Regions from separate parts of the Homo sapiens genome. Here region 1 is linked to region 2. Evidence: chromatin loops called from intact Hi-C (ENCODE). Cell type or tissue: HepG2. All regions are shown on one strand. Each heading gives the region's core, and the rest is flanking DNA. Links, peaks and the distances in the headings are about the cores only.

What was found. Peaks named below come from ENCODE experiments on the same cell type or tissue, not always from the same donor. Only the 100,000 strongest peaks of a DNase experiment are listed, where the experiment ranks them.
Region 1: a loop joins it to region 2, with 8 times the contacts of the local background. A loop is called at or near these places in 6 of 110 quality-filtered maps.

Annotation. Positions count from the first base shown.
Region 1 is chr7:23,328,743-23,340,703 of GRCh38, forward strand. All of the region lies in intron 10 of IGF2BP3 (insulin like growth factor 2 mRNA binding protein 3), which reads right to left. Among named protein-coding and RNA genes, the nearest start is that of MALSU1, 35 kb to the left of the region's middle. RefSeq lists a silencer at 6,928-7,222. In HepG2, for the core only: no CTCF peak of the experiment used is centred there; DNase peaks (open chromatin) are centred at 6,069 and 8,289.
Region 2 is chr7:23,261,999-23,273,014 of GRCh38, forward strand. It overlaps GPNMB (glycoprotein nmb), which reads left to right. Exons shown (of 11, transcript NM_002510.3): 7 at 4,519-4,617; 8 at 5,888-5,990; 9 at 7,969-8,177. Among named protein-coding and RNA genes, the nearest start is that of GPNMB, 21 kb to the left of the region's middle. RefSeq lists a silencer at 9,670-9,874. In HepG2, for the core only: no CTCF peak of the experiment used is centred there; a DNase peak (open chromatin) is centred at 6,973; H3K27me3 peaks cover 735 bases.

The DNA of each region.
Region 1 (11,961 bases), core at 1,378-9,377, 65 kb after region 2:
ACAATCAACTACCTACCTAACCTAAAGTAAGTGCTATACCCAAACAGCTTCAGTACTTCGTTCTTTCAAGCCAAATGCTCAAGAAGAATGACAGAAGCCCAGTGAAAAGACAGACATGGAAAACCAGAAAGGTCAGGCAGACATATTCTATGAGTAAAAAAAATGTAGTAAAAATTTAAAACAAGAGCCGGGCGCGGTGGCTCATGCCTGTAATCCCAGCACTTTGGCAGGCTGAGGCAGGAGGATCACGAGGTCCGGAGATCGAGACCATCCTGGCTAACACCGTGAAACCCCGTCTCTGCTAAAAAAGAAATACAAAAATTAGCTGGGTGTGGTGGCGGGCACCTGTAGTCCCAGCTACTCGGGAGGCTGAGGCAGGAGAATGGCATGAACCCGGAAGGTGGAGCTTGCAGTGAGCAGAGATCACGCCATTGCACTCCAGCCTGGGCGACAGAGCAAGACTCCGTCTCAAAAAAAAAAAAAATTAAAACAAGGAATGGATACAATAAATAACATCCTAATTTGCTTTTTTACCTTAACTTGGATATCTTTTTTCACTCAAACGTCCCTACTGCATTTTGACAAGAGTATTCCCTCAAATAGATATACCACAGTTGATTTACCTCACCTACAGTGTGTGTGCATAGTTTCCAACTTCAATGTTTCAATAAAATCTTTGTACATAAAATTTGTGCCCTGTTTGAATACCTCTACTGCAACACGTTCTTAGAAGTAGAACTGCTGAGTCAAAAGGGCCTGAACATTTAAAATTGGTAAATATTAAATTCCCATACAAAAAGGCCCCTGCTCAGTCTATGGAATTCTAGTTATTCCATTCCAGTAGGACTCCAGTTAATACATTTATGATACCTTTGAATACTGCCTTTGTTTTCACATAAGAGTAGTGGAGATGGGTAAAAAGCATGCTGAGATAAAAATTCAGGTTGAGGCAAAAATAACTTTGACAAGGGTGAGTGTATGCAGCAGCCATGTGGCAAGATCAGTTTGGGTCTCCTCTGTGTGAGGTGCTGTGCATGACCTCATTTGTACCCCACAACAGATCCAATTTCTAGAAACTAACAACATTCTCATTTTAGAATTGAAAAAACTGAGCCAGAGAGGTTAAGTTATTTGCCTGAAGTCACACACCACCTGGTGGAGCCACGATTCAAACCTGGGTTTCTCTATCTCCTAAGCCAGATTCATAAACCAGTATGAAGCTCTCAATGGGTATAGATATGCTTTAAAATACAGCCAGAGCTGCCAGGCACGGTGGCTCACGCCTGTAATCCCAGCACTTTGGGAAGGCCGAGGTGGGCAGATCACAAGGTCAGGAGTTCGACACCAGCCTGGCCAACATAGTAAAACCCCATCTCCACTGAAAATACAAAAAATAAGCCAGGCATGGTGGCAGGCACCTGTAATCCCAGCTACTCGAGAGGCTGAGGCAGGAGAATGGCTTGAACCTGGGAGGCGGAGGCTACAGTGAGCAGAGATCACACCATTGCACTCCAGCCCGGGTGACAGTACAAGACTCTGTCTCAAAAAAATAAAATAAAATAATGTATAATATTTATACAATATATATTTATATAATATTTATATTATATATATATTTCTCTAGAGCTGTCAAAAATATACATGAAAGCTTTAAAGAAAAGTGCCCACTAGAACTGTCACTCGAGGGGCTGCCTTCCCCTCTCCTCTCACAAGTCCCTTGATTGGCCTTGGTATGACTTCCTGTGAGTCAAAAGAAATTTCTTTTGCGTAGTTGGCAAAAGCTTAAACCTATGATCATCAAAATGCTAAAAAGGGCATCCAGAGACAGTCAGTTATTTTTATTTTGAAAAATAGGGGTGGACTGAAGATTAAGAACTGAAAGCAACAACTGAAAGCAAGCAATGTTGGCCGGGCTGGTCTTGAACTCCTGACCTCAGGTGATCCGCCCGCCTTGGCCTCCCAGAGTGCTGGAATTACTCAGGTAGTTCTTTATAGCGGTGTGAAAACAGACTAATATATACTAGACATACGGTCTAGAATCATACATTGCTTTTTCTTGTTTTTTCTGAGACGGAGTCTTGCTCTTTTGCCCAGGCTGGAGTGCAGTGGCACAATCTCGGCTCACTGCAACTGCAACCTCCGCCTTCCAAGTTCAAGCTATTCTCCTGCCTCAGCCTCCCGAATAGCTGGAATTACAGGTGCACACCACCATGCCCGGCTAATTTTTGTATTTTTTAGTAGAGATGGGGTTTTACCATGTTGGCCAGGCTGGTCTCAAATGCCTGACCTCAAGTGATCCGCCCACCTCAGCCTCCCAAAGTGTTGGGATTACAGGCATGAGCCACTGCGCCCGGCTGCTTTATTTTTCATAAAAGTGAAAGGCATGATTTATACTAAGATGATTTCTTCCTTTCTTTAATAAATTTATTGACCATAAAATACATGTACTACCATGATGATTTGGGACCATGATGATTTGGAACTGTCTGTCAATTTTAAAAGTTTGTGCTCTTTGACTTAGAAGTTCTATTACATAAATTCTTAGAAGTATTTGTACCAAGGCACAGAAGTTTATGTTTAAAAATTTGATTGCATCATTACATGAATTAGTGAAAAATGGAAAACTGAACTTTCTGAAAATCTTTATAAAGCACCTTCAGATATAGCTAAATAACTGTCAGGTGAAGATAAAGGAATTGAAACTTTTAAGTTGCAAAGTATCTTAAACGTGCATAAGATGGGTGTGTACAGATGAGACAGAGTGAGACTCTGTCTCAAAAACAAAAACAAAAAACAAACAAAAAAAGAACTACCCAAGAATGGGTAATTTATAAAGAAAAGGAGTTTAGACTCACCCCTGTAATCCTAACACTTTGGAAGGCCAAGGTGGGTGGATCACCTGAGGTCAGGAGTTCGAGACCAACCTGGGCAACATGGTGAAACCCCGTCTCTACTGAAAATACAAAAATTAGCTGGGCGTGGTGGCGTGTGCCTGTAGTCCCAGCTACTCGGGAGGCTGAGGCAGGAGAACTGCTTGAACCTGGGAGGCAGAGGTTGCAGTGAGCTGAGATTGTGCCACTGCACTCCAGCCTGGGTGACAGAGCGAAACTGTCTCAGAAAAAAAAAAAAAAGAAAAAAAAAAGGAGTTTAATTGACTCAGTTGGCTGGGCAGGCCTCAAAAAACTTACAATCGTGGCGGAAGACAAATGGGTAACAAGGTACGTCTTACTTGGCGGCAGGAGGGAGAGAGAGAGAGTAAGGGATGGGGCAAGTGTCACACCTTTAAACCCTTAGATTTCATGAGAACTCACTATCACAAGAACAGCAAGGGGGAAATCCGCCCCCATGATCCAATCACCTCCCACTGACAAGTGGGAATTACAATTCAAGATGAGATTTGGGTGGGGACACAGCCAAACCATATCAACTAGTTTCCTACAAATGAAAATCACTTAAACTCTATTGTCTCTTCCTTTATATCTTCAATCCCCATCATGTACCTCTTATTTATGTAAGAGTTAACCCAAAATTCAATTCATCATCTCTAATCACCCACCCATCTCTAATCATTTGTTTCTTCAGCACCTGTATAAACAGATGTACTAAATTTGTACCATATTGTTTACAACTTGGCAAAGTTCTCTGGCATACTCCATGTTTTCTAGGATAATGTAACACACTGCAAGTATTAATATAGCTGTTAGCTAAATGAAATCTCCCTTCTGGCTATTCAGCATTTTTAGAACACATACATCAGAAGAAGACTTGCCTTCCTACTAAACTATTATGTGGAGATTTGTGTTAGGGGCCTGTCCTGCACAGCTTGGCCAGATCACTTCTGTTTCTCTTCACCAACAAAGAACACAAAATAAAATTATTTCATTCTTCACTATTTAAGTCAGAAGAACAGCATCTCTCTTTGGAAGATACTATATAACTCACAGCCCCCAGTGTGTCACACAATTACCATGTGTCATTTATCCCTTTATGGCCTTTTTTATTTTATAACTGGATAGACCAAGTGAATTAATGCCAACACTGACTATCAACTGTGCTCAATGTTAGCATTACTTCATCATTCTGGTCCTTGTATCAAGACCATTAAGTTAATCTTGACCATTTTAAAAAAAATTAAGGGTGGGATCTAAATATTTTATCTCACTAAGAATGTCCGTATTATGTTCTTCTGAACAATATACTTGGGGGAAGCTGGTGGTGATAAAGACCTTTTCAATGGTCAAACTAAACCTAATGTGTAACTTTCCCAGATTTACCCCACAGTATTTTGTCATGACTGTGTAATTATTTGTTTCCTGGGCTTTGTTCCAAAAAGAATTTTATGCTGCTTATAAAATACACATAATCTGTAAAGATAAAACAAAGGAGGTGAAGAAATAAGAGCATAGGGAACTGAACACTCAAGATAAGATGAAGCCAAAAATGCTGTTATACAAATCTGGCTTTAAGCTTCCTCGCAGCTAATTTTTTAAAAAGTTAGTTGCATGATTTCCCATGACTATGAGAGAAAAACTATTCATTTACTTATTAAAAAATGACTATTCCTGGTACTGGTTTCAGAGAGCAATTCCTAAATATCCCCAGAGAACACTAATGTAGCAGCATCCTCCTCAGAGTGAAAGCCTGGCCCGAACATGCATGTGTCTTAGCCTGGAACACGTCCAAGGCTGCTGTTGTGAGAAACAAAAACAAAGTTATCTTTCTGACATAGTGATGAAGGGCTGTCCATGTTCTTGTTTTGCTGATGAGAAATAACAAACCCAAAATGAAGCTTAAGCATAAACTTAAGAGAAATGTTGTGTGAAGCTTTGGAAAAGGAATAGTGGCCAGTAGATAAGGGTCAAAAGGACCAAAATGTAACAGAAAAAAAGGGCACATACATGAAGAATCAATGTGTAGACTTTAAAATGTCCTATCCTGGAATGAAAACAGAAGCAACAGAACTTGTCAAATAGAAGCAGCAGAGTTAGAAGCAAACTAAGTGTTTTTCCACACCAGGAGATGCTGCCCTAGAATGACAGACAATGATGTGTGCTGTTGGCAATCATGTCTTGAAGAAAAGTTGACTCATCAGATGTCTGAGGCTTGGTGAAGACATTTCTGAACGTCGTCCAATTCCCTTTGCTCCAATTTCCTATCCATGAAGCATCTTCTTAACCAAAGATTACTTTTCAAGAAAATTTTCCTCTGGGAATGTAAGGCAGCTCACATAAATATGCTGTCAACTTTTGCCAATCATTAAATTGGCTCTCTGGTACACTTCATTCTTATATGGGATTCAGAATAAGCCATGAGCCGGGTGCTGTGGTTCACGCCTGTACTCCCAGCACTTTGGAAGGCTGAGGCGGGCGGATCCCTTGAGGTCAGGAGTTCGAGACCAGCTGGGCTGATATGATGAAACCCCATCTCTACTAAAAGTACAAAAATTAGCTGGGCACGTGACTGTAATTCCAGCTACTCAGGAGGCTGAGGCAGGAGAATCGCTCGAATCTGGGAGGTGGAGGTTACAGTGAGCCAAGATCATGACACTGCACTCCAGAGCCTGGGCAACAGAGCGAGACTCTGTCTCAAAAAATAAAAAAGAAAAGAAATCGAGACTAAAATAAGCCTATGCTAGAACAAGCCTGTGTCAGGATTTGGACACCCCAAATAGGCAGATAATTTAAATTTTTACTTGCAAAACTCAGCAGGCAGAGCAAAAGTTATAAGCCTTTTTCACCTGAATTTAAGTCTATGAGACCTAGGTTGGAAAAGGCCCATTAGCGTTACCCAGTCTTGTTACACATTCCTTCCATTTAAGTTAAGGTCTAGTTGCATTGTCTGAACCTTTTCTTGGATACATTCTTTGGGACTGAAGGATGTTCACAGGACATAAGCTGCTTCCCAATGGATTTGTGCCAGATGCCTATCGGCAAAACTTCCTTTGGACTTCTTGGCAGACTCTCAACTACGGCTTGAAATAACAGAAGAACAAAGCTGCTCAACTGAAAGTTTGCATAACTGGTGAAGTCTGCCAATGAGTAATTCCTAATCATCTATCGTGAAGACATACAAGTATGAGCAAACAGTAAGGTTAAGTGTATTTACTTTGTGGGGGACAAAATCTAAGACATCACAAAGGCATGGAGACATGCATGTCAGCCAACATGATCAGCCTCCAGGTACCTGGAAGGATGCCACGGTTTCCCTTTGGCTTGTAAAATAGATACTCCTGGGTTTTTTTGTTGTTGTTTTTAAATGGATTTTGGTCTGGAACTGAAACTAAGTTTACTCAACTCCATGACCTGAACAAAATATTGAAGTCTTTAACATTAAAAAAAAAAAAAAAAAAAAAAAGGCAAAGAAAGTTTTTCACCATAACTAGATAACCAAGGCTTCTCAGAGATAATAAATGTGCACAGTGAGTTACTTACTTAGAAATTGTTTACCAACAAAAGAGTTGCACCCACTGTGAGAAATCTTAAGGAGGAAGACTAAGAGACTCCCTGAAACACTCATCTGATTTAAAAAATTCCTTCCAACTCATAATTTTTTTTTTTTTGGACAAGGTCTCACTCTGTCACCCAGGCTGGAGTGCAGTGGCTCAATCACGGATCACTGCAGCCTTGACCTCCCTGGGCTCAGGTGATCTTCCTACTTTAGCCTTCCAAGTAGCTGGGATAGGCAAAGGCCACCACCCCCGGCTAATCTAAAAAAGTTTTTTTTTTTTTGTAGAGACAGAGTTCTCCCTATGTTGCCCAGCCTGATCTCAAGCAATCCTCTTACCTTGGCCTCCCAAAGTGCTGGGATTACAGGCATAAACCACCGCGCCTGGCCCTTTGTTTCTTAAAGAGTACCTTAAGCCTAAAAAAGTGCTAATCTCTCTTGCCTCTTTCATAAGCAGAAAGCTAGCCATTTTAAGATTACACTATCATTTTGGAGACTTCTGAGAAGACTCCAAAGAGGCTATCAAAACTGAAGCCAGCAGCCCTTGGGATTACTTCTGCCAATCCAACTGTATGCTGCCAAGACCATCCAGCTAAGGCGACACGCACTATGCCAATTCCAGCTCTTGCTCTGCTTCACTAGCTGCCAATTCCTTCTTCCCTACTGTTTGAGCATTTCTGAAAGGCGCGTTTCCTGTCATTTATAAACTCGAAGTTTGCCAGTTAAGTACTGTACGAGCCAGCTGCTAGGCAGGAACTAGAGACTTTTTGTCTGTTGGAAGAACCAACTCTTTGGCTCTGGGGAGACTCAACCTGGCAAGTTCTGGGAAGAAGAGAATATTGTGGGGGAACTAGTAGGCAAAGTTCTAGAATGGAATAGAGGCAAGGGATTTATCCAAAGAAGAGATGCATCATTTCTACTTTCATGCTACAAAGCAGGAATGAGAAAACATGAGTAGAGAAATGCAACAATTCTAAAAGAAAAAGGAAGTAGTATATATTAAAAAAAAAAAATTATTTGAAACATTTAGCCATCAAAACCTACTTCTTGACAGGCAATATACATTTAAAATAAAAGCAGAAGTTCACTGTTAACCTACAAGACATCAAGGATAAACACGATCTTAGTACGTAATCTGTGATAGCTTCAAAGGAACAGCAAGCTTCTCATCAGCAAGTATAGATACCAGAATGCAGTTCAGGAACAGTTTAAAAGTGCTGAGAGCAAAATGCCCGTCCATCTTTAACTTTCTAAACCATTTTTTTTTTTTTTTAAATAACATCATAGACCCTCACAAACATAAAACAGTATGTTCTTTTTTTCTCTTCTTTTTTTTTGAGACAGAGTCTTGCTTAGTCACCCAGGCGGGAGTGCAGTGGCACGATCTCGGCTCATTGCAACCTCCACCTCCTCGGCTCATCGCAACGCCTGGTTGTTATCATTGCTTCTTTTTGGCTTCATTTTTCTTGCTAAAGAATAGGCCGGCTGCAGTGGCTCACGTCTGTAATCCCAGCACTTTGGGAGGCCGAGATGGGTGGATCACTTGAGGTCAGGAATTCGAGACCAGCCTGGCAAACATGGTAAAACCCTGTCTCTAATAAAAATACAAAAATTAACCAGGCATGGTGCTGCGCACTTGTAATCCCAGCTACTCGGGAGGCTGAGGTATGAGAATCACTTGAACCCAGGATGCGGAGTTTGCAGTGAACCGAGATTGCGCCACCACACTCCACCCTGGGTGACAGGGCAAGACTCTGTCTCCAAAAGAAAAAAAAAAAAGAAGCAATGATAAGCAAAGAAACTGGTAAAGCTTTGGGAAATTTACTGCCTTTAAAAACAATAGTTTATTTGTATTTCAAAAAGTGGTGACCACTAGGTACACAAAATAGTTAAGTATTAGTGATTTCGGTTTAGAAAAAGAACAAAGTCTAAAAATAGTGAAGGCAAAGCTATTCCAACTGAGTACTTGCAACCACCCCCCACCCCCTGCAACTTGAAGTTATATACTCAAACAACACTTGTTAAAGAATTGTTCCCCTGAACATTAAGCCAGAAAATTGCCTAGCAGCTGTTTGAAAGTAGAATTTACTCTAATTGTATCCAGGGACAATATGATTTTCTGAATAATGGTGTTTTCTCTTTATTTAGATGAAAATAACCACAGGAATGGGAATCTGGAATATGGAATTTTCTCCTCCAGAATTTAGATTCTGCTTTTTGAGAGAACTTAAAAGCTTGCTTCCTCTCTTCCAGGCTCTGGGAGGCTCCTTTAACAGGCAATAGTGCCAAATCCAGTGAAGCAGACAAATAGCTGTCCCCAACATGTATTTTCCTTTAGTAACAGATCCTGTGTTTAATGGGCACATTGCTGCCCTCACACAGGGATTGTCTCCCAGCTTCTCTTGCAGCTAGACACAGCCAGTGGTATGTTCTGGCCAACATGAGGCAAACAGAAGTATGAAAAGCTATCCTCAGGCAGTGTCCTTAAATAAGGATGCTGCCAATTTTGATCCTTTATCCTTTTTTCAGTTTGAAATGAGGTCTCACCACATTGCCCAGGCTGGACTGAAATTCCTGGGCTCAAGCAATCCTCCCACCTCCGCCTCCCCAGTAGCTGGGACTACAGGTGTCTGTCACCACATCCAGCAATCCTTTATCCTTCTTGTTGGCTGGAAACAGACCCAATAGTTGGAGCTTGAGCAGTTATCCTGGGCCAGGGAATGGCACACAAGGCAGATAGAAGCACCAGTCCTGAAGGATATGGTGGAACCACTTCCAGCCTTGGATTGTCTACCCTTGAACTCTTCTCATGAAAAAGGAAAACGAATTTAAGCCATTTTTTTTTCTAGTAACAATACATACCCAAACCTAATCCTGATACATGTAGTATGCCAAAATAGAGTTAGAAGGGTAAAAACAGACATAACGGCAACATCCCACAGAGGTTTTTGGCATGATATTTCCTACGAGTTGGGATGGCAGGTGGTCCAGAGAGAAAGAGGTGAGTTTTTTTTCACTCTTCAAAGCATAGAACAAGGTAGAAAAAGGGATATACACAACTAGTATGTATTTGTGCTTATCCTGAACTTTTTCTCCCTTGCAATTGGTACTGATAGAAACTGTTCTTTTCAACATTGAAGCGCCCCTCCAAAGACTAGTAAACATTCTTTGTAGAACAGAAGTTCTTAGCTGGGCGTGATGGTGTGTGCCTGTAGTCCCAGCTACTTGGGAGTCAGAGGTGGGAGGATCACTTGCACCCAGGAGTTCAATTCCAGCCTGGGCAACATAGTGAGTCCCCATCTCTTGAAAAGAACAGTTCCTGACAATAAACGGGTAGCATAAAACTCCTGATGACCTTTATGAAACTACACATTTTTGAGCTTCCACCTGCTCCCACTGAGATTTTTATTTATTTAAGTGGGACACAAGTTCTTAACTAATCAAACAGTTGTTGTTAGCCTTGGCTACACATTGGAGTCATCTCGGGAGCTTTCAAAATTGATACCTTTGCCTCACCCCTACCCCCAGGGATTTTCATTCAAATTGTCTGGGATAATTATAATTTAAGTATGGGAAAAACATTTTTTTCCCCTTAAGGCAGGGAATAATTAATGCTGAACTTTACAGATTGTCAATCAATGTAAAATAAGAAATAAAAACAGTAATATATGATTTAGGGAAATATATGATTTGGATAAATGATTTAGGAAAATATTCAGTTATAAAGTTGAGAACTCCATTGTATCACTGCCTGGAACACATGTAGAATAAAATATCCACTGGAATTCTGCAAAGAACACAGATTGTTAAGACTGTCCATGTTGTTGTATTCCTTTAAGAATGCGAATTTCCTTTGCCTGTCCTTGAAACCACCAGACTGTTACATCTTTGCAGCTCTTGCCCTGTGGCAGTGTTTTTACTGTTGGCAGCTTCTGCAACTTCTGTTCTCATTTGCTCCTTCTAATTGCACCTATTTGATTTAGCTTAAATGACAGGAGAAGCAAGATGACCTATTCCAGTGACATCTTCCTTACATTTACTCTTGGCTCAACTTTTATTTAAGTAAACATCACCGACCTCCTCCTCCCATTCTTAAAACAAAACTGCCACTGATTTAAGTCATTCAGACATTTAAGACTGTAGAAGTGCTGGAGAAATATAAGTTCTTAATATGATCTCACTTCTCTCAAAGCATTCTTAATTTTTCTAACATAGGAACCTGATACACAGAACTATACCATAAGTCAGAAAAATGACTAAATCCAGAGAATATGCAGTCTTATCTACATATTTTAAAAATAGTTACCTACAAGTTCACTCTAGGAATTTTGGCTACTGAAGCATCCATGTAAGTGTAAAAGACTGATGTCCAAGAATGTTCTATTCTGTGATCACTTGTAATGTGAAAAGCTTTGTTGATTGGAACATGTCACCAGTATAGAGAGAAAAAAAGAGTTAAAGGGACACCTCAGTTTACAAACTGGGAATGAAACAGAGAGGTTAAGCAACCCACCCAGAGAGAAAGCTAATTTAGGGGAACCAGCAGAAATGTGGGTTAGATGCGAGCTTTCCTAGCACAGAGTTACGTCACATGATCAGCTCATTGTACCTTTTAGTAAGTGTCATTTTATACAGAAGTGTTGGGGACACACCTGCCCTAAACCAATCCTATGACACACACATAAACTAGTGGACATGTTCAAAGTTAAGTCCCTAGATGTACTCTCAGATTCCTATTTTAGGCTCATTCTCCCCTATTCCTCCTTAAACCTTTCATATTATTTAATTCTGTAGAAACTAGAAATGTGTGACCTTAAAGGCTTTAGACACAATTCTTATAGTTCAGGTTTTTTTTATTATACAGGTGAGAAAACAAATCCAGAGCCAAGGAGTCTGACCTTCAGTGACACAAAATTGTGTCAGAGGCAGTGGGCCAGACCTGGGCTCTGACTCCAGGGTTCTTTCTACCAGTCCCCTTTAGCATCAAAGTAAAAACATGCCAGCCACTTCAGGGGGCACGTAATGAATCTATGCACACTTCACTTGTAGCTGAAATTTTGATGGCTATCATTCTGTTACATGATTTCCAGGCCAAAACATACTAGAAACGGCAGGTGAATTGCAGGGGAGACAAGATGCTGCTGACAGTAAAGGCAGAAACACACACGGCAGGAGGGCAACTGCTTAGAACCCCAATCAGTTTGGTGGGTTCAAGGACAGGAAAAGGAAATTTTCATTTTTAAAAGGATAAAAGGGGGACAATCTGAGCCATCTGTATTTTCTGTACAATTTCAATGTCATTTTACTCTACATATTTATTCTAGGTAGTAATACAGTGGAATCACCAACCTATTCCACCTGGACATTTCCCCAAATTGGTGTAAGAGGTATCACTCAAAATATTAATATTAAGTAAGTGAGCCAAACAAAAAGGGAGAGATGTCAAAACAAATTCATGAAGGAAGATCCTAGAATGTCACATGAATACCTCCGATTATCGATAATGCAACTGAATTA
Region 2 (11,016 bases), core at 2,793-10,792:
GATAGCAATAGGCTGACATCCTCTCACTGGTCACAAGAGGGCGCCAGGGACCAAGCCCACGACGGTCCATCATGACGTCTGGGGCTTCTTGTTTTTACAAAATCCTGTTTGTTATAAATTATAAAGTTTTACAATAAGATGTTAGTAATAAAATGAGAGCTTGTTAAATCAAGCATATCTAAGTCAAGACAACACAAGTTATCACTGATTTCGATTATCTCAAAAATGTTTTAAATTACAAAGTTTATGCATGTTCCTTAGTAAAAATTAAAACAATGTAGATGTCTAGAGTAAAAAGCAAAAGTCCCCACTCGTACTCTCCTCCCAAGAGTTAAACCCTGTTAATAATTGGGAGGATTTCTTTCCAGATATTTTTCTATGCATTTATAAACATATACTATATATACACATAAGGTTTGTTTTGGTTGTGTAAATGGGTTCATTTACACAAGAGGGCTATTCATATTGTTTTACAATTTGCTCTTTTTCTAATTTAACAAACATTATAGACATCTTTCCACTGTTAATACATATAAGTCTATCTCACTTTATCCAGTGGCTGCATAGTGTTTCATAGAATGTATGTACTGTCATTTATTTCACCATTCTCTTTTTTTTTTTTTTTTTTTTTTTTTTTTGAGACAGCGTCTTGCTCTAACACCCAGGCTGGAGTGCAGTGGCACAATCTTGGCTCACTGCAACCTCCACCTCCTGGACTCAAGTGATCCTTCTGCCTCAGCCTCCCAAGTGGCTGTGGCTACAGGCATACACAACCACACCCAGCTAATTTTTTTATTTTTTAGTAGAGATGGGGTTTCGCCGTGTTGCCCAGGCTGGTCTCCAACTCTTGAGCACAGGTGATCTACCCACCCCAGCCTTCCAAAGTGCTGGGATTATAAGCGTGAGGCACTGTGCCCGGCCCACCATTCTCTTATTGATGGATGATTAGATTAATCCTAATTCCAACTACAATTATAACTGTATTGAACAACTTTAAATATACAGCTTCATTCTAGTAATCCTTTAGGAGAAGCAATTTTTTTTATCTACAACTATTAATGATCTTCTTTACAAATAAGAGGACCAGGTATAAAATTCAAAATAAATTACAGATGCTTTTAATATTTAAGTTCCAGAATGGTAAAAGACTTAATGTTAGGTTGTTTAATGTTAGTCTACTTTGAATTGCATTTTTATTAAACTAGCTTGTTTTTCTTATAAACTATTTATATCATAGCATGTTTTAAAAATATATTTGAAGCCAATGAAAAGCTATTTAAAATTTCTGTTGTAATTTCTCCCTAGGTGACACCATAAGATATAAACTAGTGGGCCAGGCATGGTGGCTCACATCTGTAATCCCAGCACTTTGGGAGGCCGAGGCAGGTGGATCACCTGAGGTCAGGAGTTCGAGACCAGCCTGGTCAACATGGTGAAACCCCGTCTCTACCGAAAATATAAAAATTAGCCGGGTGTGGTGGAGAGTGTCTGTAATCCCAGCTACTTGGGAGGCTGAGGCAGAAGAATCGCTTGAACCTGGGAGGTGGAGGTTGCAGTGAGCCGAGATCGCGCCATTGCACTCCAGCCTGGGCGACAAGAGAGAAACTCTGTCTCAAAAAAAAAAAAAAAAAAAGATATAAACTAGCAACCCCTACAAGTTAGTTAAGTTTTATTGCGAAGGAAAGCTGCCTGGCTTTATCTAAAGGTGTTAGATCAATCATAATCAACCCCAAAATGCCTTAAACCAGCATCTCTCTTAGGGAGAGCGAGGAGGGACGTTTCTAAAAGGGGTCTCTTCTAGGGAGCATTTCCAGCTGTACAGGCCATATTAAAGGGCTTGGATGACCAAGTATTATATTATTGTTTGGCCAAAAAATATGTTCTCTCTGCTTTGGTAAGTGGCTTCTTAATAATGCACAGCCGAAAATAGAAATCAAATGCAAATGCAGGAGTGAGGCAGAAGCCAGTTGAAGAGGTGACCCAGGTAGATGTGTTTAAATCTGAGGGCAGATGCATGTGTGCTATTTTTAAGTCACGGAATTCTCTTCACTTAGCTAACAGTGCTATTATTTGTTTTTCAGACTTGTGAACAAATCTGAAAAAAAAAAAAAAAACCTTTTGTAAGACTGATGCTAATTACTGTAATACTCTCTCTATATATAAAATAACATCATATCATAGAGAACTTTCCCAGAGAATCAAGAGCTCTCACACCGTTCTCTGGGCAACAGGGACATAAATACCAAATTAAGGATGAAGTTGACCTTCTTTCTCATCTGTCTTTTAAGGTGTGCGTTTCTCTCCATTAGCCCTTGAATCATACCTTGACTTTATAGACACAATGTTTGCGAAGCTCCATATGCTTTTTTATTTTTATTTTTATTTTTTTTTTGAGATAGAGTCTTGCTCTGTTGCCCAGGCTGGAGTGCAGTAGTGCAATCTCAGCTCACTGCAACCTCTGCCTTCTGGGTTCAAGTAATTCTCCTGCTTCGGCCTCCCTAGTAGCCAGCACTACAGGCATGTGAACCACCATGCCCAGATAATTTTTCTTTATTTTTAATGGAGACTAGGTTCCACCATGTTGCCCAGGTTGGTCTCGAACTCCTGACCTCAAGTGATCCACCTACCTCAGCCTCCCAAAGTGCTGGGATTACAGGTGTGAGCCACCATGCCTGGCCTCCATATGCATTTTAAAAGCATTCTATCTAAGGTAGAATCACTGACTTTTATTATTTGGTCATTTTTTAAGAAAATAAGCTTTATTTCATTTTTAGCACTAAAGTATATGCAGAACAAGAGAAGTTTTATTTTAAAATATGCAGGGTCGTGATTCCATGCTCTAACTTGACAACTAAATTCTGCCTGTCAAGAACTTTCAAAAGAAGAAATTTTATGGTTTTCTGGAGAAGAGCTACTGAACTCGAATGGCCTGCACAAACAATCCTATTGCTGTAGAGTAGATCATCTGAATCTCAGGACAGACAGAACGACTGTCTTGTCATTTCCAGAGGACTAATATGAAACTCAAGGGACATTCCCAAGAGGCTGCCACAGTTCTTCCTGCTGGTAAACCACTGCATTCGATCTAACACAGTGTCTGGGCCTTTCTGGCCTTTACCTGAGCAGCATTTCCCAAAGTGTGTGCCATGGAGCAGTCATTTCTAGACCTGTTCTGAGAACTGCTCTGAGAAATCTGCTTTGGGCACAGGAAAATCACAGGGATGTTCACCCGCTGACGATTCTGAGAAGCCCTGGGGAAATCTCCCAGCCTGCTTCACTCACATGTCACTAAGTTAGAGATGCAGCTCTTATGAGGCTTTGATGTCCTTCCCCAAGACTGAGTCTACTTCACATGTCTTTTGAAATTAAAAAGAAGATTGTATTTTCAGTATCGTTATTTTCTTTCTAGATTTTTTATCTTGCTAAAGGAGCAGCGATGTCTTAATTAGAGCCTGTTAAATTGTAACTAATAGGGCATTAGATTCTTTGCTCTAATTATATTCAAGGCTTATTTTTCAAAAATGTCTTGTATTCCCTCCTTTCCTTCCTCACATCTCTGCTCATCACAGTAAGACTTTTAGAATTTAAGCTTTGGAGCTGTGAGACATCCAAACAGGGAAAGAATGATCTTTTCCCATATTACTGAAAGAAAGAAACTGTGATTTATTAAGTACTCCCTCTGCAGCAGTGATGAGCAGCAGGTTTTATATACTTTATCTCATTTAAGTTTCATAGTTCAGCCCCCAGAGGACAGCAGGTATTGTTCTTATTTTACAGATGAGCAAATAGAGGCAAAAACAGATTAAATGATGTGCCTGTGGTCTCAAACAGCTAAAAACAAGGGAAGCTGGAATTTGAGCCCAGAATACCTGCTTCCAAAATTAAAATATAACTGCATCTAGTATGGCCAGGTTTATTTCTTCATGACCATTGTATCACACATTTTAATACAGTTTCAACCTTTTTTTGAGACGGAGTCTCGCTCTGTCACCCAGGCTGGAGTACAGTGGCGCCATCTCGGCTCACTGCAAGCTCCGCCTCCCAGTTTCACGCCATTCTCCTGCCTCAGCCTCCTGAGTAGCTGGGACTACAGGCGCCCACCACCACACCTGGCTAATTTTTTGTATTTTTTAGTAGAGGCGGGGTTTCACCATGTTAGTCAGGATGGGCTCGATCTCCTGACCTCATGATCTGCCCCCCTCGGCCTCCCAAAGTGCTGGGATTACAGGCATGAGCCACTGCACCCGGCCAGTTTCAACGTCTTATTTGCTTCTTGTGTTCACACAAAATGTGGGATTATGCTTCCTTACATAATTTAGCAATTATAATACCTTATAGCTCTCACATCTGTGTAAATTATGACACATTTAGTTCAAATTTCTATAGCAATTTCATAGTATAGTGTTCCTGATATTTTTCTAAAAAGCAAATGGCAAATGTTTAGATTTTTTATTATATCACATGTATCTTTTATGTTCGTAGCAACTACTCTAAAATCTTATGATTCAAACACCCCAGGACCTGCTGGTGACAACCCCCTGGAGCTGAGTAGGATTCCTGATGAAAACTGCCAGATTAACAGATATGGCCACTTTCAAGCCACCATCACAATTGTAGGTAAGGCTGAAGATGATGACCAGTGAGGAAGGATGCTAGACTCCACCTAGGGTCACCCACTCTCTCTGCTAACTCTGAAGGGGTAGAGGTAGGTGGTAAGGGCACCCCTCTGCTTGTCTAAGATGACACCACACATGCAAGAGCAAAGACCCCATTCATTTCTAGATTCCCACCTGCCTCCCCGGCCTTCCTTCCACATCCTGGTGGAAACAAGCCTTCTGTGAAGGCCGCATGCTAATGAGCCTGCCCTGGGCCTGTATCCCGCCTCTGCAGCCCAGCCATCTGAATGGGGTATGTAGGGTAAAGGAAGGCTAGCATCGAGTTCCTACAACTTCCACTGTCTTCCCCTAGTTAATTTTCACAAAGTCAGACTTGTATGTGAAAAGGGGAAAGAGCAGGCCACCACACATGGCTGTGCATTTGGGCACAGCCCTAAGGCATACAACAGAGAAGACAGAGGGGAACTGAAGCCCAACCTGTGCTCACCAGTTCTGGGAGTGAGGATGGAGGTGGAAGCCCAAGCAGTGTCCCCTGAGTCCAAGCCACTTGAGAAGCTGGCCAAGGCCTGAGCCTGGGGCTGCGTCTACCCAGGATTACCTTTTCCTGAAACACTTTCCAAGATGGAGTGCTACTTTCTGATGCACACAAAGGCTCTAGGAACAAAAATCTAGGCTGGACTGAAAAACAGTTCAGTTTGACTTTGGAAATGCTGCATGGATATGTATCCTAAGCTATGGGGGTAGATTGCCAGATCTGATGTGTTTCTGTATGGCAAGAGGGCTGTCTTCCTTTTTTAATTTTTTTCACTTTCTGATGTCTTAAGAGCTGTACCTTAGTCCATTCAGGCTTCTATAACAGAATTCCATAGACTGGGTGGCTTATAAACCAACAGCAGGAATTTATTTCTCGTAGTTCTAAAGGCTGGGAAGTCCAAGTTCAAGGTACCAGCACATTCGGTGGCTGGTGAGGACTCACTTCCTGGTTCATAGATGGCAGATAGCAGTCTTCTTGCTGTGTCCTCATGTGGTGGAAGAGGCAAAAGGGCTCTCTGGGGTCACTTTCATAAGGGCATTAATCTCACACATGAAGGCTTCACCCTCATGACCTAACTACCTCCCAAAGACCCCCCTCCTAATGCTATCACCTTGGGGGTTTCAACATATGAATTTCGGAGGGACACAAACATTCAATCTATACCAGAGTGATTGTTTGGCTTTGTTTGATTTCTGTTGTATTTTGATGTGTTTTTCTCTGGGGGTTATTTTGTTAGAGGGAATCTTAGAGGTTAACATCATCCAGATGACAGACGTCCTGATGCCGGTGCCATGGCCTGAAAGCTCCCTAATAGACTTTGTCGTGACCTGCCAAGGGAGGTGAGTATATTATCTCCGACAGAGGCATGGGTGGGTCAACTGAGGACCTCAAGTCTGAACAAAGGCATTGACCACCAGTTACCCCTTTTAAGTTGATTTGAATTCCTATTGATTTGAATTCCTATTTACTGGTAACCCTAGACAGGAAGGTCCCTAGGAGGTGCTATCAAGCACACACATGTTTTGCTACAGTTGAGCAATTGAGAAAGCTTTAACAATTAAGTTGAATAATAATTATGATAACTGTTTGAACACTTAACTGAATTTTTTAACACCTTATACCTGTTCTCATATTGAATCCTCACAACAATCGTATGAGCCTCCCCATTTTGCAGATGAGGCAACTGAGGCCACCAGTGATCACAAAACTTGCCTACCAATGGAATGCTGGTGGCCAGGAGAGAGCAGCTCACAGGAGTGCTCTTAAGCTCCCAGGTAGTTGTCTATGCTAACATTAATAGCAACGCCTGATAATCCTCTCTCTTTAGAATTTACAAAGCTCTTTCCAATGCATTATATAATTTGGTTTCCTATGATTTGGTCATGACCATATGTAATAAACTAAATATAAATGAATGAATATATAAATACTATATCGATTAACTAAATATACATTAGCAAATCATTTGCATATAATATATAAATTACCTGATTAAAATATATGTGTGTGTAGATACATAAATTAATCAGGAGAATGAAGTGGTATGAAGATGTGGCCTTATTTGGTAGAAGAGAAGAGCTAAGAAGCTCTCCACCTTGGGGAGAGGACCAGAATGAGGGTGAGGGTGGCAGAAAACAGTGAAAGCTGACCCAGGGAGTGAAGCTGCTGCGAGAGGCCTGGCTGGTGAGAAGGGGGACTGTCCCCATCCCAGGCCCCGCCCCATGAGTCCAGCATCAGAGCCTGGTCTCTCCATCTAAGAAGGCTGCCATGAGATAGCGGTCAGGACAGCAATGGCAGGTAGCCCAGCATCAAGGACAGATGAGTCAAACCTCTTCTGTTCAAGTCCCAGCTCCACCCCTGGCTGCTTGTATGACCTGGACTCGTTAATCTCTCTCCCTGATTTGTCATCTGTTAAACTGGGGTAATGTTACTTTCTTCAAAAAGCTATTGAGAGAGGCTGGGTGCTGTGGCTCATACCTGTAATTTCAGCACTTTGGGAGGCTGAGGCGGTTGATCACCTGAAGTCAGGAGTTTGAGACCAGCCTGGCCAACATGGTGAAACCCCATCTCTACTAAAAATACAAAAATTAGCCAGGAGTGGTGGCAGGTGCCTGTAATCCCAGCTACTCGGGAGGCTGAAGCAGGAGAATCTCTTGAACCTAGGAGGCAGAGGTTGCAGTGAGCCAAGATCATGCCATTGCACTCCAGCCTGGGCAACAAGAGCAAAACTCTGTCTCAAAACAAACAAACAAACAAAAAAACTATTGAGAGGAATAAGCAAGATCATGTCATATATCTAAAACTCACTCAGAACAAAGGTCTCTGAGGAAAGATAAATAAATAAATAAAATTCAGTGCCCGGCACATAATAAGTCCTGCAAAAACAGCTGCTGCTGTTGCTGTTACACTTCTACAGGAACCTAGGCAGGGCCAACTATGGCATCTAATAATATGTCTGCCTAACACCCAAGCTATCTGCATCTTCGAACATTCTAGGGATGTAGAAGGAATATAGAGGGAGTGAGCTGGGCTTCACGTGGTTTCCATCAGCCCCTTCCCCTGGGGGAGATCTTTTTTTTCTCCTCCACCCCAGGGCCTCACTTTCCTGAGGATGCAGAGAAAGGCATAGCTCAGCGCACAGGCTTGCTTAAGAGCAGATTATAAGACTAACAATTCAGCATCTTATAGTTTGAGTAACAATGAGGTGGAATTCAATTTCATAGAAATGTAATGACTTTCCCTTTGTAAAATGGATCTGACCTTCCTCTCTCCCCTTCTCTGTGCCCTGTGCGCCCTCGCCCACCTCCCCTGTCGCAGCATTCCCACGGAGGTCTGTACCATCATTTCTGACCCCACCTGCGAGATCACCCAGAACACAGTCTGCAGCCCTGTGGATGTGGATGAGATGTGTCTGCTGACTGTGAGACGAACCTTCAATGGGTCTGGGACGTACTGTGTGAACCTCACCCTGGGGGATGACACAAGCCTGGCTCTCACGAGCACCCTGATTTCTGTTCCTGACAGAGGTGAGTTTTGTTTTATGGCCATATGAGCATTTCATACTGCAAGTAAAGTGTGTATCCCATACTAAAGCTATTTAGGCCTTTGTTTTCAATGTTTAATTCTATTTCAGTACAAAATTCATTGAACTCTTATTAATAAGGATCTGAGGACTGGCATTACAATCCAACAGCAAATCTACTTAGGGAAGTGATGAGACATCTGGTGAAATAGTGGCCAAAGAAAAGCCTTTTGATGAAAAAAAATCAGCTGTGATCATGGACCAGTAACAATGGGATATGATCACTGCACGCTTGAATAGATTTGTATTTCAAGGAGAAAGTTTAAAGGCCAATATCAAAAAATAGCAGTGTTCTCCAATGAAACAACAACAAAGGAGAGGCTGATATCACATTTTCATGAAAATCCACCTGAGCAAAGATATGAAGCCTGGAAGAGAAATGAGACACAAGCTGTTCTCCTTGGTCCCTTCTAACTTACCATGCATCCTCTCTTTCCCTTCCCAAACTCTACCGAGCATTACAGAACACAGTAAGAAACCAACTTATTATTCCTCACATGTTCACCAGAAAAACTACTCTCTTCCCTCTGAATGCTTGGAAAGGTACAATGTTAACAAAGAAGACAAAGGAATTTCATTTAGAAATTTGCATTTACTGGTAGCATCCAACTTCCCCCAACCTCCAAATTAGGGCTCTACCCTAATGGCCCTAGCTGACTGTCACTGATAATCAACTTTGTTGTAAGATATTACTTGTGGCTTAGAAGAAGTGCTACGTGGTAGGATGAAAGGGAAAGACTAAGTTGTGTACATATTACAGCAGCAGTCCCCAACCTTTCTGACATCAGGGACCTGTTTTGTGGAAGACAGTTTTTCCGTGTAACGGGGATGGTGGGGGATGGTTTCGGGATGAAACTGTTCTACCTCAGATCATCAGGCATTAGTTAGAGTCTCATAAGGAGCATGCAACCTAGCTCTCTCGCATGTGCAGTTCACAATAAGGTTTGCACTCCTATGAGAATGTAATGTTGCCACTGAGATGACAGGAGGCAGAGCTTGGGCGATAATGCTCAGTCGTTTGCTGCTCACCTCCTGCTGTGTGGCCCAGTTCCTAACAGACTGAGGACCCGTACCAGTACTGGCCATCGGTCTGGGGGTGGGGGACCCCTGCGTTAAAGCACTTACTTCACTCCTTAATTGGAGTATTGTCAGGTACAATCTAATAGCTCATTCACTTATAACTCCTTTGAACTTGAAGCCTATCTCATAAGGTAATATGTTCTTAAACATGTATTTCCAGCTACAAAAACAAACAAACAAACAAACAAAAACACATATTTCCAGCTGGGCGCGGTGGCTCACGCCTGTAATCCCAGCACTTTGGGAGGCCAAGGTGGGCAGATCACTTGAGATCAGGAGTTCCAGGCCAGCCTGGCCAACATAGTGAAACCCCATCTCTACTAAAAATACAAAAATTAGCCAGGCATGGTGGTGGGCGCCTGTAGTCCCAGCTACTCGGGAGGCTGAGGTAGGAGAATAATTTGAACCCTGGAGGCAGAGGTTGCAGTGAGCTGAGATGAAGACACTGCACTCCAGCCTGGCCAACAGAGTGAGACTCCATCTCAAACAAACAAACACAACAAAAAAAACTAAAAAAAAAATTTTCTCATTAATAATATAAATGGCAGTTTTAATCCCATTAAAAGAAGAGATTTAATCCCATTAAAAGAAAATAATCATACATCTAATTATTTGCGTGAGGGCTTATTGTTGGTGATATCCAAGGTGCAGATTTAAAAGCAAAACCAACGATGCAAGGGTGCCCTGCTTCCTGCCCAGGAAGGTGGATCAGGGCCTGGGTGGAGAGCCGGGGAGGGTGGGAACTGGAGAAGGGAGCCAAAACCTCTGCATCCAAGTGGCCATGGACTCGGATGCAGTCACCATCAGAAGCTGCTAATGTTATTCCTTCAGTGCTGCCACAGCTCAAAGTTTGTTTAGAATTACCTTTAGAGTCTTAATTCATTCTATTAAGCTTCCTCTGCACTGGCAAACCACTGATCTCTTATGTGAATTAGATGTTTTAGACATTTGCTTTCCTTTAATTCTTCTTGTAGTGAGTGATAACTTTAGGTGGGACCTGAGTCATTTTCAAAAGCCAAATAAAGAAAGCTCAGAATGCCAGGCACAGTGGAACATACCTGTAGTCCCAGCTACTCAGGAGGCTGGGGCGGGAGGATCCCTTGAGCCCAGAAGTCCAGCCTGGGCAGCACAGCAAAACCCTGTCTGAAAGAGAGAGAGAGAGAAAGAGAGAGAAAAAGAGAGAGAGAAAGAGAGAGAGAGTGAGAAAGAGAAAATGAATGCTCAGAAGGAAAGGTTTTAATTCAGTGGGGATTGCAGCTTAATAGCTTGGGTTTCAAAGGCAGAATTTCAGAAATAGATCATTCTTCAAAGCAAACCTATAGACTTTAGTTGAAGTGACTTTTATGTATCGATTCAATGGATATTCATGAAGCACCTGCAATTCTTTCAACAAATATCCCTGAGCATCTACTCCATGCTCAGCACAGTTCTAGGCAGAAGATACAGTTCTAGATCGAGTAGAAACCAAGACAAAGAAGTCCCTGCTTCTGTGAGCAGTGACAGATGTTACATGGAAAACTTTAAAGGTGGTGATCTTTTTTTTTTTTTTTGAGGCAAGGTCTTGCTCTGTCACCCAGGCTGCAGTGCAGTAGGGTAATCATGGCTCACTGCAGCCTCGACCTCCCGGGCTCAAGCAATCCTTGACTTCTGCCTCCTGAGTAGCTGGCACCACAGGCATGCGCCACCATGCCAGGCTAATTTTT